Regions from separate parts of the Homo sapiens genome. Here region 1 is linked to region 2. Evidence: chromatin contacts called from ENCODE Hi-C or POLR2A ChIA-PET data. All regions are on one chromosome and are shown on one strand. The core of a region is the stretch at or near the end of the contact, and the rest is flanking DNA. Distances in the headings are between cores, read along the strand shown. Region 1 has its middle 250 kb from the start of LINC02388. Region 2 has its middle 280 kb from the start of LINC02403.

Evidence for each region. Hi-C counts contacts between places; a loop is a spot of excess contacts on that map. ChIA-PET counts read pairs that join two places held with the same protein, here RNA polymerase II (POLR2A). Pooled maps may share reads with other maps.
Region 1: a loop to region 2 is called in a map of IMR-90, with 7 times the contacts of the local background. The contact joins two enhancer-like sites. A Hi-C loop is called at or near these places in 7 of 168 maps with a recorded cell type or tissue (GM23248, IMR-90, kidney and 3 more) and 6 of 50 pooled maps. POLR2A ChIA-PET finds 5 or more read pairs at or near these places in 2 of 52 experiments (AG04450 and HEK293).

What each region holds. Positions count from the first base shown.
Region 1 is chr12:58,525,620-58,531,726 of GRCh38, forward strand. No RefSeq gene overlaps it. Among named protein-coding and RNA genes, the nearest start is that of LINC02388, 250 kb to the right of the region's middle. Within about 2 kb of position 3,937, at least 4 of the 41 ENCODE cell types and tissues checked have a DNase peak (open chromatin) inside an H3K27ac peak, as active enhancers do.
Region 2 is chr12:58,363,314-58,368,775 of GRCh38, forward strand. No RefSeq gene overlaps it. Among named protein-coding and RNA genes, the nearest start is that of LINC02403, 280 kb to the left of the region's middle. Within about 2 kb of position 1,263, at least 2 of the 41 ENCODE cell types and tissues checked have a DNase peak (open chromatin) inside an H3K27ac peak, as active enhancers do.

The DNA of each region.
Region 1 (6,107 bases), core at 2,687-5,186, 160 kb after region 2:
ATCATAGCAGAAGGTGAAGGGGGAGCTGGTGTGTCACATGATGAGAGAGGGAGCAAGAGAGAGAGGGAAGGGATTCCAGGCTCTTTTTAATAATCTCCATGGTTTAGTAATATCCATGGCTAGCATTTAATACATATTTGCAGAAGGAATAGATTAAAAGTACTTAATGCTTTAAATAAAGAATTTGTGTCCATATTCTAAAATAATCATCTCATGATTTTTTCTACAGTTTGCAAGATTCCTGTAGGTATTTTTTTTTTTGTGCAGTTGGCTTTCATTAGTATAGGTCATTGACAAGATAAACATTCAATGCAGGTCCTCTTGACTCATAGATCTCCTGCCATATTCATATGCGCTCACTTAGATTTCATCCTCTCATTTTCTATTCTCCTCTTTCTTCTTCCAAAGGTCCCTCCATCATCTCCCCTCTCCTAGTTTATCACCATCTTTATTGAGTCTGCAAGGTTGTGATGGCAAGAAGAGAGAAAGGAAGAGGGAGAAATTCATGGAGGAACACGTATTTTTCCTCCATACATTGCAGTTCTTGAGCCCTCCTCTCCAACCCAGTCTGTGATTTTTAGCAGATTTTTATAAGCACTGGGTCTATTTGAACAAGCTATCACCAAGAAATATAGTTGTAGACACAAACAATGTCTAATTTGTCTAGGGGCTATTACCTTTTCTCTGAATTAATACTAAATCAATACTCTAGTAAGTTGTCAGGGGCGTTGCATTGAAGTGATGTCTTTATAGACAAATAAACTAACATTTTATCCGGTTTCACTGAGTACTCTGGTTGGCAATAGGAGAGGGGGCATGCAGAGAGATAAGGGCAAGTTGTTGTTTGCAATAATTTATAATCTACATATGAATTTGAAGTGTTGATAATTTATGCTTATGAAAAAATTGATAGAACTTTGTTTACAAAATTCTAAAATTCTGCTTTGGGTTAATTCCAGATCAAATATTTTCTGTTCATCTTCATTACTTCTCAGGCTATAATTGCATCTCATCATTAGATGTTTTTTGTTCCTATGCTTATATTTGCACATCTATTCATTCATTCTACAAATATTTAATAGGCACCTACTATTTGTGGGTCATTATAGCTTTTAGGCACACAGCAAAAGACAAAGTCCTTGCCCTCAAAACCCTTGTGTTTCAGTAAGAGAGAGGCAGTAGACAAACAAACATAATATAAGCAATAAGTGCTGCAAGAAAAAATAAAGTGGGTTAAAGTGATAAAGGGCCAGGGAGATTATCTCTGAGAAGGTGACATTTGAGTAGACATGACTAAAGTAGAAATTAGTCATGAAGGAATCCAACAAATGGCATTCTAGGCAGATGGAGAGGCAAGCACAAAGGACTTGGGCAGGAATGAACTTAATGGAACAGATAGAAGGCCTGTGTGGTGAGAGCTGAGTTACATTCACTAACTTACATGTGTATAACTTTTTAGTTTATGTAATCTTTTCACACCCATTATATTATTTGCACTTCACAAGATAGTTATTATTGCATCCATTTTACAGATGAGGAAACTGAAGCTCAAACTTAACCAATGACTTTTCCAAAGAGATGGAACTTGGCTTTGAATCCTAATCTCCAGACTCCACATCAAGTACTTTTCCCTTACTTCAGAAAGTGCTATTTTAAATGCTTTTATGGCTCTGGGCTGCCTTTAGAATACTAGAAATCCTGTAGGATCACTTGCATGGGAAAGAGGGCAGAGAAGGATCAGTAGCCATGATGATCTGTCATGCCTGAATCATAGATGAGATTTGGGGACTGGGTATAGGTCTCTGCCTCCTTACCAGAGTTTCCCTGGGCAGTGGGATAATCTCTAGGACAGTATCCTGTCAGAGGAAGAAGCTTCCAAAGGACTAGGACAGATCGTCCAAGTAGGGTTAGGCACTCTCATTGGCACTCTGTGTGCATCCAGCCTGGAAAGGAAGCTCAGTGAAAACATATTAACTGGGATGCAGACAGACCCTGATGCCCACATGTTGCTCAGAGGACTTTAGCACAGAGTGAGTTCTTAGAAATAAATAGATTTGTACTCCCTCCCCACTTCTTTGTTAATTAATAAAGCCAAAAATGTAGGTGATATGGTATAGATAGAAGCAGACCTGGCATGTGATTGGGTTCATTTCTTCATGAAGCATTTATTGAGCACCTAGCATCCTTTCATCAAGGAAGGTTGGGATCTAGAGGAAAACCAAACATATTAACAAATAATTATCACATAGTAAAACTGTCATGGAAGAGGCATCTATGGAACACTACAGAAGAAAAACAAAGAAGAAATTTGCCACCCACCCACCTCTTCTGTGGTGTCTTGTTGAGAGAGTCTTCCACCCCTATTTCTGGTGAAGAAAGTACCCATTTGATGGAAATTTTCTCTCTTGGCCTTTCTCAGTGACCTACTGGAAGTTGAATAATTTCTGGAGTCTTTTGGACAGCCATTGATGTGTCATAAAAATGGCAAAAGCAAATTCATGGAATTGGGACTTACTGTGATAAAACACAGAAATGAGGTATAGGTGGATAGTTAAAAGTTTCCACTTTGGGTAATATTTAGGTATAAAATAGACACATATCTGTGCAGAGTGGTTGGGAAGCTGAGGGCTGGGCAGATAATTTTGAGATGTTTATTTTAGCTGTATGATTTGTTTTATTGTCTGGTAAGTGGTTACTTCAGAAACACTGTACAGATTGTATTTCCTAAAGTCACACAGTTGAGAATCTATTAAGCTTGAGCAAAACTTGATGCTTATTAAATAAACATTCTAAACATTCTCTTCAATTTTGCATGATTCTTTCTAAATAACTTTCCCTACCATGGGACTGTCATACCTAACACCTCAGAGAGTGGAAATTCCAGCACTGTTGCTGTTTGTGGTCTAAATGCAGATGCACACACTGAAGCTCCTTGAAAGCTTGTCTTCCTGCTGTATATCCTTTCAGCTTCTCTCATATTTCACCTTCCCTTTCCTCTTCCAGCTTGACCCTCCGTGGGGCCATCTGTGTGACTCCTTGGAATCTCCTGTGATAAGATGTGGGTTCTCTGTCAACAGCCTTTGGACCTGGTCTAGAACTTCTAAGCCAGGAGCTGCCCCCACAGTGAGAGGTGGACAGTCCAGCCAGATTCTTTTCACCCCTATCAGGTCAGACAGTTTCAAATCTTGCTGTAACACCAAATTCACCCATGGGAACCTATAAAACAAAGGGAAATGAGGAAGGTAACTTTTATTATAAGACTGTTTGGAGTCTGCAGAAATAGAATGAAGACTACAGTGGAACAGAGATCTCACAGTAACTGAGCAGGCTTTCCTGACTCTGTCCTAACAACTGGCCACTATTTTGAGGTGAAAAATGGTCTCGAGCAGAGAGATGTCTCAGATGACTATGTATATAGTTGATTCCCATTATTTGAGAAATTGGTATTTGTAAGTTTTCCTACTTGCTAAAATTTATTCATAACCCCAAGATCAACACTATTAGTGCTTTCATGGCCATTCAAGGACATGTGCAGAGCAGGAAGAATTTGAGTCATCTGAAGCACATGTTCCCAGCTGAGGTCAAGCAAGGCAATGCTCTGTCTTCTTGTTTATCTTTTATATTGTAAACAAGAGTCCTTTTCTCAGTCTATTGAGTGCCATTTTTTCACATTTGTGCTTACTTGTCGGTGATTTCAGTGTTTAAAATTGTCCCCAAGTGTAGTGCAGAAGTGTTGTCTATTGTTCCTCAGTGGAAGAAGACTGTAATGTGCCTTACAGAGAAAATACATGTGTTAAATAAATTTCATTCAGGCATGAGTCATGGTGCTGGTGGCTGAGTTCAATGTTAATGAGTCAACACTATATATTAAATAAGATGTATTTAAACAGAGACACATGAAACAAGGTTCACAAAAGTGTGACTAGAGGCTTGCAGGAACCTAACACTGTACTTCCCCTAGGAGCAATGGTTTAGTATTTGCTTATTCAGCATTTGTGGTGACTTTATAGAAAACAACAAGAATGAATAATGAGAACTGAGTTGTTTTTTTTGTTTTGTTTTTTAAAAGCAGTCATTTGTAAATCTATTCATATCACATTAAGCACAGTCTGGAAAGAAAATGGTGGTATTTATACAATCTCTAATGAATACAATAAACAAATGTAATTCTTCATAAGACAAAATAATTGTTTACAACTAATTAAAGCCTACTTACCTTCATCGAGATTTAATTTCTCTGTTTGCAAACAATATTAAATTTCAAGGCAAAGAAACAAAGGAAGGCCACCTCTTAATCCACCCCTGCATTTGTGGAGAACAAGGCTATTCCATTTACCATAGAGCTTTGTGAAACATTCATAATTCATAGAAGGGGCCATCTGAAAGCATTTCCCAGAATTGTCACAAAATTCTGCCAGCTCCTGCAGTGATGAAAACGTACAGTCTTGTGAATATGATTAAGGTGCATTGGAATCTAAGGAAACCATCCAATAGCCACTTTGCTCTCTTCACGCTCTTGGAATGTAGTCTCTGGAAGAAAGTCAGTTCTGACAGATGATTTCATGGTGTTTTACTCAGTGTGGGATGTACTTTAGAAGCAGTATATCAAAACCTTGACCTTTATTTCATTTTTTTCTTTATTGTTGATTTAGAAGATTAAAGGCATTCCAAAATCTTTTTCTAAATGTCTTCTCATATATGCAACAAAAAGGATTCAGAAAGGATTTGACACACAATGTAGAAGCATAAATCAGCCAAGGGGAGGATATTTGCAAATTGCTCTCCCCGTTATAATTTCATCTCATTAGGGAAGAAGGGACAGGTGGGTGTGCTAGCAGTTACAGATCAGGAATTGCATTTTCTTTCTAGATTGGTGAGGGATCGTATGGTATGAAACCCCCTTCTGAGAAAGCTATGCAGGTTTTTTATTACACATAAAAATCCTCCTCTGGTGGATTTTTGCAGTTTACAGAAAATGTGTAAACCGAAATTAGAAACTGCTTAGCTTTTACATTTTACTGACTTCTTGGGTTTAGTGTAAAAAAAGAAAGTGAAGGGATTCATGGTACAATTTTTATTTCCTTGATGGATTAAGATGAACATACGGTCTAAAGTAAATTTGTAAAATATATGTATTTAGTCACTGATGTCTAGAATATTTGATAGACCAAGGATGAAGGCATGTGGTCTAGGAGCTGTAAGACCTAATGAGTAATATTTGTGGTCACATTTGTATAACTCTATTGCTAACAAAGCCTGCTTTCTAAATACAGATGTCTTATGTTCAACTCTGAGGTTTTCTGACAATGAACAGGGTAAGTATAATAATCTCAGAATATGCAAGAATATGACAATGAGTATGTGCAGTCATTTAATATTATCGTTTCATCATTTTAATAGCCCTGTGGAGATATCAGTAAACAAGTATTTATTCAGTGCCGCCTTTAAACAATTTTATTTTTTTTATTGTGACAAAACATGCATAACATTTTAACCATTTTAAAGTGTACAGTTCTATGGCATTAAGAGCACTCAAAATGTTGTGCAACCTTCACCATTATCCAGTTCTAGAACTGTTTCATCTTTCCAAATGGAAACTCAGAACCCATTAAACAATAACTCCCCATTTCCCTCTCCTCCAAGACCCTAGTAACCTTTATGCTGCTTTCTGTCTCTATGACTTTGCCCACTCTGGATACCTCATATTAGTGGAATCATACAATATTTATCTCTTTGTAACTGGCTTATTTCACTTGGCATGATGTTTCCAAGGTATATCCGTGTTGTAGCCTGTATCAGAACTTCATTCCTTGTTAAAGCTGAATGAACAATTAAATTTTCCAGGATCCACTAGTGTTTCAGACACTATTCTAGACCTGAGTTTCTTACTGGGAAATCTTTCTGTTTATATTTTTCCCCATGGTGTCCACACTCTGGGAACATGATCACTTTATCCTGACTCCTGGCTTCTAGACAGGACAATGTCTTTTTCTTTCTCAGGTCCAAATTCAAATGACTACTCTTTGAATAAGACTATAAATATGTAATTATCAATAATCTATACTAATCACTACAAAGTAGCATACCCAACAATGCTGTGAAATGCA
Region 2 (5,462 bases), core at 13-2,512:
TGGATCTCAGGTGTAGGTTGGGGAGATGTGGCTGGTGAGAAAGCAGTTTTGGTAGGCATATAAGGAGTTTCAAGGAGCAGCTGCAGGCATGGGCTTCCCAGGACATGTCAGGAGCTCCGTCACAAATAGGCTGACCAGTGCTGCAGTGTGGGGGAACTGCAAGAGACATGAGAAGCTGCCCACGGAGACTCCCTAACTGATGACCTTCTTGACATAGCTTTTCCAAAAATCATCTCAAACATGTGTCATTTCTTTGTGTTGGGAACATTCGACATCCTCCTTCTAGCTATTATTGTTAACTGTAGTCATCCTACAGTGATATAGAACATTATAGTCAAAGAAATTTACTTTCATTTAAAAAACAGTGTCATAAATACTTTGAGATTAACTTTTTGTTTAAGATTAATGATTTGACTATGTGTTGGTTTGGTACAAAGAGCATTAACCTGAAAATCAGGAGACCTGAATTCTAACCCTGATTCAATTACCAAGTGGCTGCATGAACTTGTGGAAAATACTTTACTTCCATGAATTGCTTTTGCTTCACTTGTAAAACAAGAGGGTAGAATTGCTGCTTAGAGAATCCCTAAATTTTCTTTTGGAGTCACAATTTTTAAATTCTTTTATCTGTTTTGTTTACTGCTATACCTCCAGCATCTAGAACCATGCCTGGAACCCTGGAACAGAGCAGGTGCATAATATATACTTGTAGAATGAAGGAATTAAAGCATATCTGAGACAGAATTGGAGTTGGAATCCAAGCCTCTCTGATTTCAAAATCCATGCTCTTTGCATGATTATCCTACTGGTTGTTTAATTAACTAAAGACATTTGGATCAGAATTCCCAAGACTCTGGAAACCACAATTCTGGCCAGTTAATCTAAAGTCATTATGCCTTTTCTAAACTTCATATGGCTTGCCCAATTCAATCCCTGACAAAGTGTGTTTGTCAGCCTTAAGTAATAATGAATCTCTGTTAATAGCATATGAAGAGGAACTGGGTAGTGGGCAGGAGGTTAGTACCACCTGGTAAACCACTAATACAAATGGATATGTGTAAAAAAGGAAATACTTGTAGGATGGAGAAGTGGTACAGAGAGGAGTATAATTTACTTTATGGCAAGTGGAAGGGTCAGACAAGCCTTCAGAGGTGTGGTAAGGCCTGGAAAGGATCCTGAGATGGTACACATTCCTCCCCATGTGTCTAAAATGGGGAGACAGAACACACAAGGGATCCACCTAGACTAAGTTAGAACCTGCATTTCAGGCAGAATTAGGCAGAGCTAAAATTCCTAGTTCCTAGTCACCCATGAAACCACTAGATATTCCCTTATGTTAGGAGCTTTATTTCAATGCATTCATTAAAAATACTTTAAGCTTAATTATTGCAGCCTTTTACTTATGTGTAAGTAAAGTATTATGTGTATTTGGGTATTAAAAGTCACTGTTCTCTTTCTTGGGAATTATATGTTTTCATAAATCATTTTTTGGTGTTGTCCTCCTAGTATGCTAAAGGAGACCTTGATTGTAAAAGGTTAAATTGAAGATGAAGTAGAATAAACCATCTAGGGTTTCTGCTGTGTAAACTTGGTGTAAGTGTTGAGTCAGCTGCCTTTACTGTTGAGTGGAATCTGCAGAGCCTGTTGCTCTGTAGCCTGAATTTGTTCCCAGTGTCTCTGGTTCCCTATTGGTTTATGGCCAATGACTAATGCTTTACCCACGAGTCATTAAACCCATTCTGCACTTTTCTGGTTCCCTAATCTTCTTGGAATTCATCCTTGTGTCCAGTGGTCCAATGCTCTAACTTGGTATTTGGATGACTGAGTGAACAGAAATGGCAATAAAAATGTATATGTGATATAACAGTTCAAAATGCAATTCCCTTTAGAGAAGTCTTATGAGCAAATAAAATTCCTCCCAAATCATTTCAAATCATTGGAAGTATTTGAAGCTTTTCAGTTTCCTTTGCACCTTCATGAGAGGTCAACACATACAGCAAGGGTATCTGCTAGCTCTGCACACACTTACTTTGCCAAAAAATTCAGACTTCCCGGGGCAACTCTACTTTTTAAGGCTCCTGATTAACTGCACTGATGTAAGAAGGCAGAAGCGTGGATAATCTAATATAGATAGCAGCTGATGAATATGCATGTATTTGATGTTCTAGAAAACTACTTTAAAAGAACAATGAAATACCACTGATGGCTAAACTTAGGATGAGACGAAAAGATGTCCACCTCCTGGACTACTACTCAATTCTCTGAAATCCATGTCACTCTAAGAGCTGCTATTTTCACAGAAAAGAGCTAGGAATGGTCCAGTAACTATGCCAGCAATGTGGCAGACTAAGTGGGAGAGAAATGGCGTAGAGTGGGGAAGAAAGTGGGTATAAATAAGGCATGGGAATGTTCAGCTCACAGGGGTGGGTGAGGAGTTGGGGAAGGGGGTATAGATTTAGCTGCTTGTGTTGACTGACATTTAGCTTTACCCATCCCAACACAAGATCCAAAGGCTAAAGCCTGGCAGGAAGGCCACCTCAAACTCAAGTAACTGATAAGTATCCCACAGGGAGGTGGAGCACAGAGAAGGAGGACCTGTCAGATGTGGTGTTTGGGAGTTGAGGCAGGCAATGTCCAATCATTCTCTTGTAGATGGACGATGTAGACAGGGGGCTAATCTGTATGGCTAGGGCTGACAATGACTAGGGTAGAGCGAGACAGTAGTAAGTCAGATAAGAGAGTCCAAATTGTCTACAAGTAAAAGTGCTTGATGCCGATATTGGGAACCTGAATGTGAAACCAGAGGAATCATAGCACCAAATATATGGAAGCAAGAAACCATGGGTCCAGACAGGAGGCTGACCCTGGTGTGTCCCTGAGACACAGAGTATGTGACCCAGCTGGATTCTTTGTTTTTTTTTTGTTTGTTTGTTTTTGTTTTGTTTTTTTTGAAATGGAGTCTTGCTCTGTTGCCAGGCTGGAGTGCAGTGGTATGATCTTGGCTCACGACAACCTCCGACTCCATGATTCAAGCGATTTTCCTGCCTCAGCCTCCCGAGTAGCTAGGATTACAGGCATGCACTACCATGCTCACCCAGCTGGATTTTATGTGCTCTCTTTGGAGTGACATCTGGGGTTTTCAGCCACACTTAAAGGGCAGGGGATATGGACAGGCAAGTGATTAATTGTCTCCAGCAAAATCTGTTTTCAGGTTCCAGGGCACTATCTAGAGCATCCAAATGCTGCTGCCTAAACTGAAGTCCCAGGTGCCCAGAAGGTACGTTCTCTGGGTGGATTTTTTCTGGTTGGCCTGGAGAGGTCATGGACTACTTCCTAAAATGGGCCACTAAAGAATTTAGCCTTCGTGAACCCGGGAGGCGGAGGTTGCAGTGAGCCGAGATAGTGCCACTGCACTCCGGCCTGGGCGAAAGAGCAAGACTCTGTCTCAAAAAAAAAAAAAAAAAAAAAAAAAAAAAGTAGCCTTCAATAGTTTTTGACACTTGAAACAATAATTACTGCATTTCTTGTATGGAATTTTATACCACCTTTATGTTTACTAAATGAAGCTCAGTCCTGAAATATTTTCTGCCCACTTTCTGAGGAGAAAATAATAGAGTTGTATCCTTTATAAGTCTATTTCAAAAAGGAGGCTGCAAGTTGCTCCTGGGGAGGCATGGCAAAGACAGGTTCTGTACCTTTGTGGCCACAGGGCCTAAATATTAGTGAGATCCATTTCCAGAGAATGCCAACATTAATACAAAAGAGTTTAAACACCATTTACTGATATCCACCATTGGGAGAAATTAGCCTCAGGGCTTAAATACAAAATGTGCTAGTGATGAAGGGGCACATAAACAAACAGAGTATATCTTTTGAGATTGGACTTGTCTGGATGACTGTAGTCCTGAGAATTTGAGGGTATGCTTAAGATCTTATGAGTTCAGGGGTGATGTGTTTCTTGCAGGACTTCAAAAAGTCAGGTCACTTCTGTTGAGTCGTGCTCAGTCATTTTGAGCTTCTACAACTAAATTGCAAAGGGAGCAGTGTTCACACATGGTGAAACCATCGATTCACTCTTTATCCAAAGTTCTCTTTATTTGTGATTTCTCACCAGCACGCTGATGGTCACTAATCTCCTGCTGTCAAGATCTAGTTTCACAAGTTCCCCAAGCGAATCAATTTCAGGTATTGATCATTTGGCAACTGCTAATTGCTGTAGCTAAGAATTTAATTCAATGGCGAAAAAAAGGTCTATTTGTTCTATCCTTGCTATATATATGTTTTTGTAAGAAGATGCTTGTTTTTGCTTTATTAGCTATCCATTCTTTAATGTAAAATCAGTAGGCAAAACCTTGTAAAAATGGTATGATTTGTTGGCATTAAAGCTGAGATTGCCTTCAGGCTGCATTAATTTATGTATCTTTAAACATAAGCAAACTTTTACTTAATTCTTCTGTTTCATTTTAATTTATCAGCTGTCTCTATATAAGACAGGAGGCCTATTCTTCAAATAAGATTACTTTCTTTGATATTAGGCAACCCATCTTATTCTCTCGAGCACATTTTCATAGAAATAGGAGGATATATTTTTCTTAAAAATCATCAGCTGTGTCTCCAATTTCATGATTACTAAGGAAGTATGCAAAGGTAAAGGACAGGAAACTGATTCGTTGATTCAAATTTTGATGAAAAAAAAATCCTTCCCTTGTTGGCTAATCTCTTACTAGCAGAAATCTGAAAATGTTTTCTTGGGTAGAAAAGAGTAATTTTTCTTGGAAACTTATGAGATCAGGCTTTGTTTGATGCCCAGTGAGACAAGGGACAACAGTTCAGTTCACTGGTTTGCTCCTGGGAGCAGAGGCAAATTTGTCATCAATTATTCACATGAACCCAGAGCTGTGGTAGGGAAGAGGGAGGTTTGCTCAGGAGAAGCCAATCTTGAATGTGTAAGAGCTGTGGATTTTAAAATACAGCTTTGTGGCCAGGTTTTTGACATCCTGAAATACAAGTTTTTTTTCTTTTTTTTTTTGGGCCTTAAGATGAAACCTACAATATGAGGGTAAACAGTGGCTATAGATTAAGACATCATCTCCTTTGCGAGATGAAATCATCCACAGTTTGGCTAAGTAGTAATGTCTTTAGAGTTCAAAGTTTATAACTCCTACAGCCATTAGGAAATATTTTCTTGTATACATACATATATGACATCTGGGTTTCACACTCTACTCAGCTTCTAAGGTATTGTTGAAGACTATGTTGTCCAGCGTCATGACCATTAGATACATGTGGCTACTGAGCACTTAAACTCTCTCTGGGCTAAATTCAGATATGCTGTAAGTATAAAATACACACTGTATTTCAAATGGAAATGAAATTTCAAAATGGAAATATATTAATATTTTTATAAAATGGAAATATATTAATATTTTAAACATTGAGTACATATTAAAATAGTGATATTT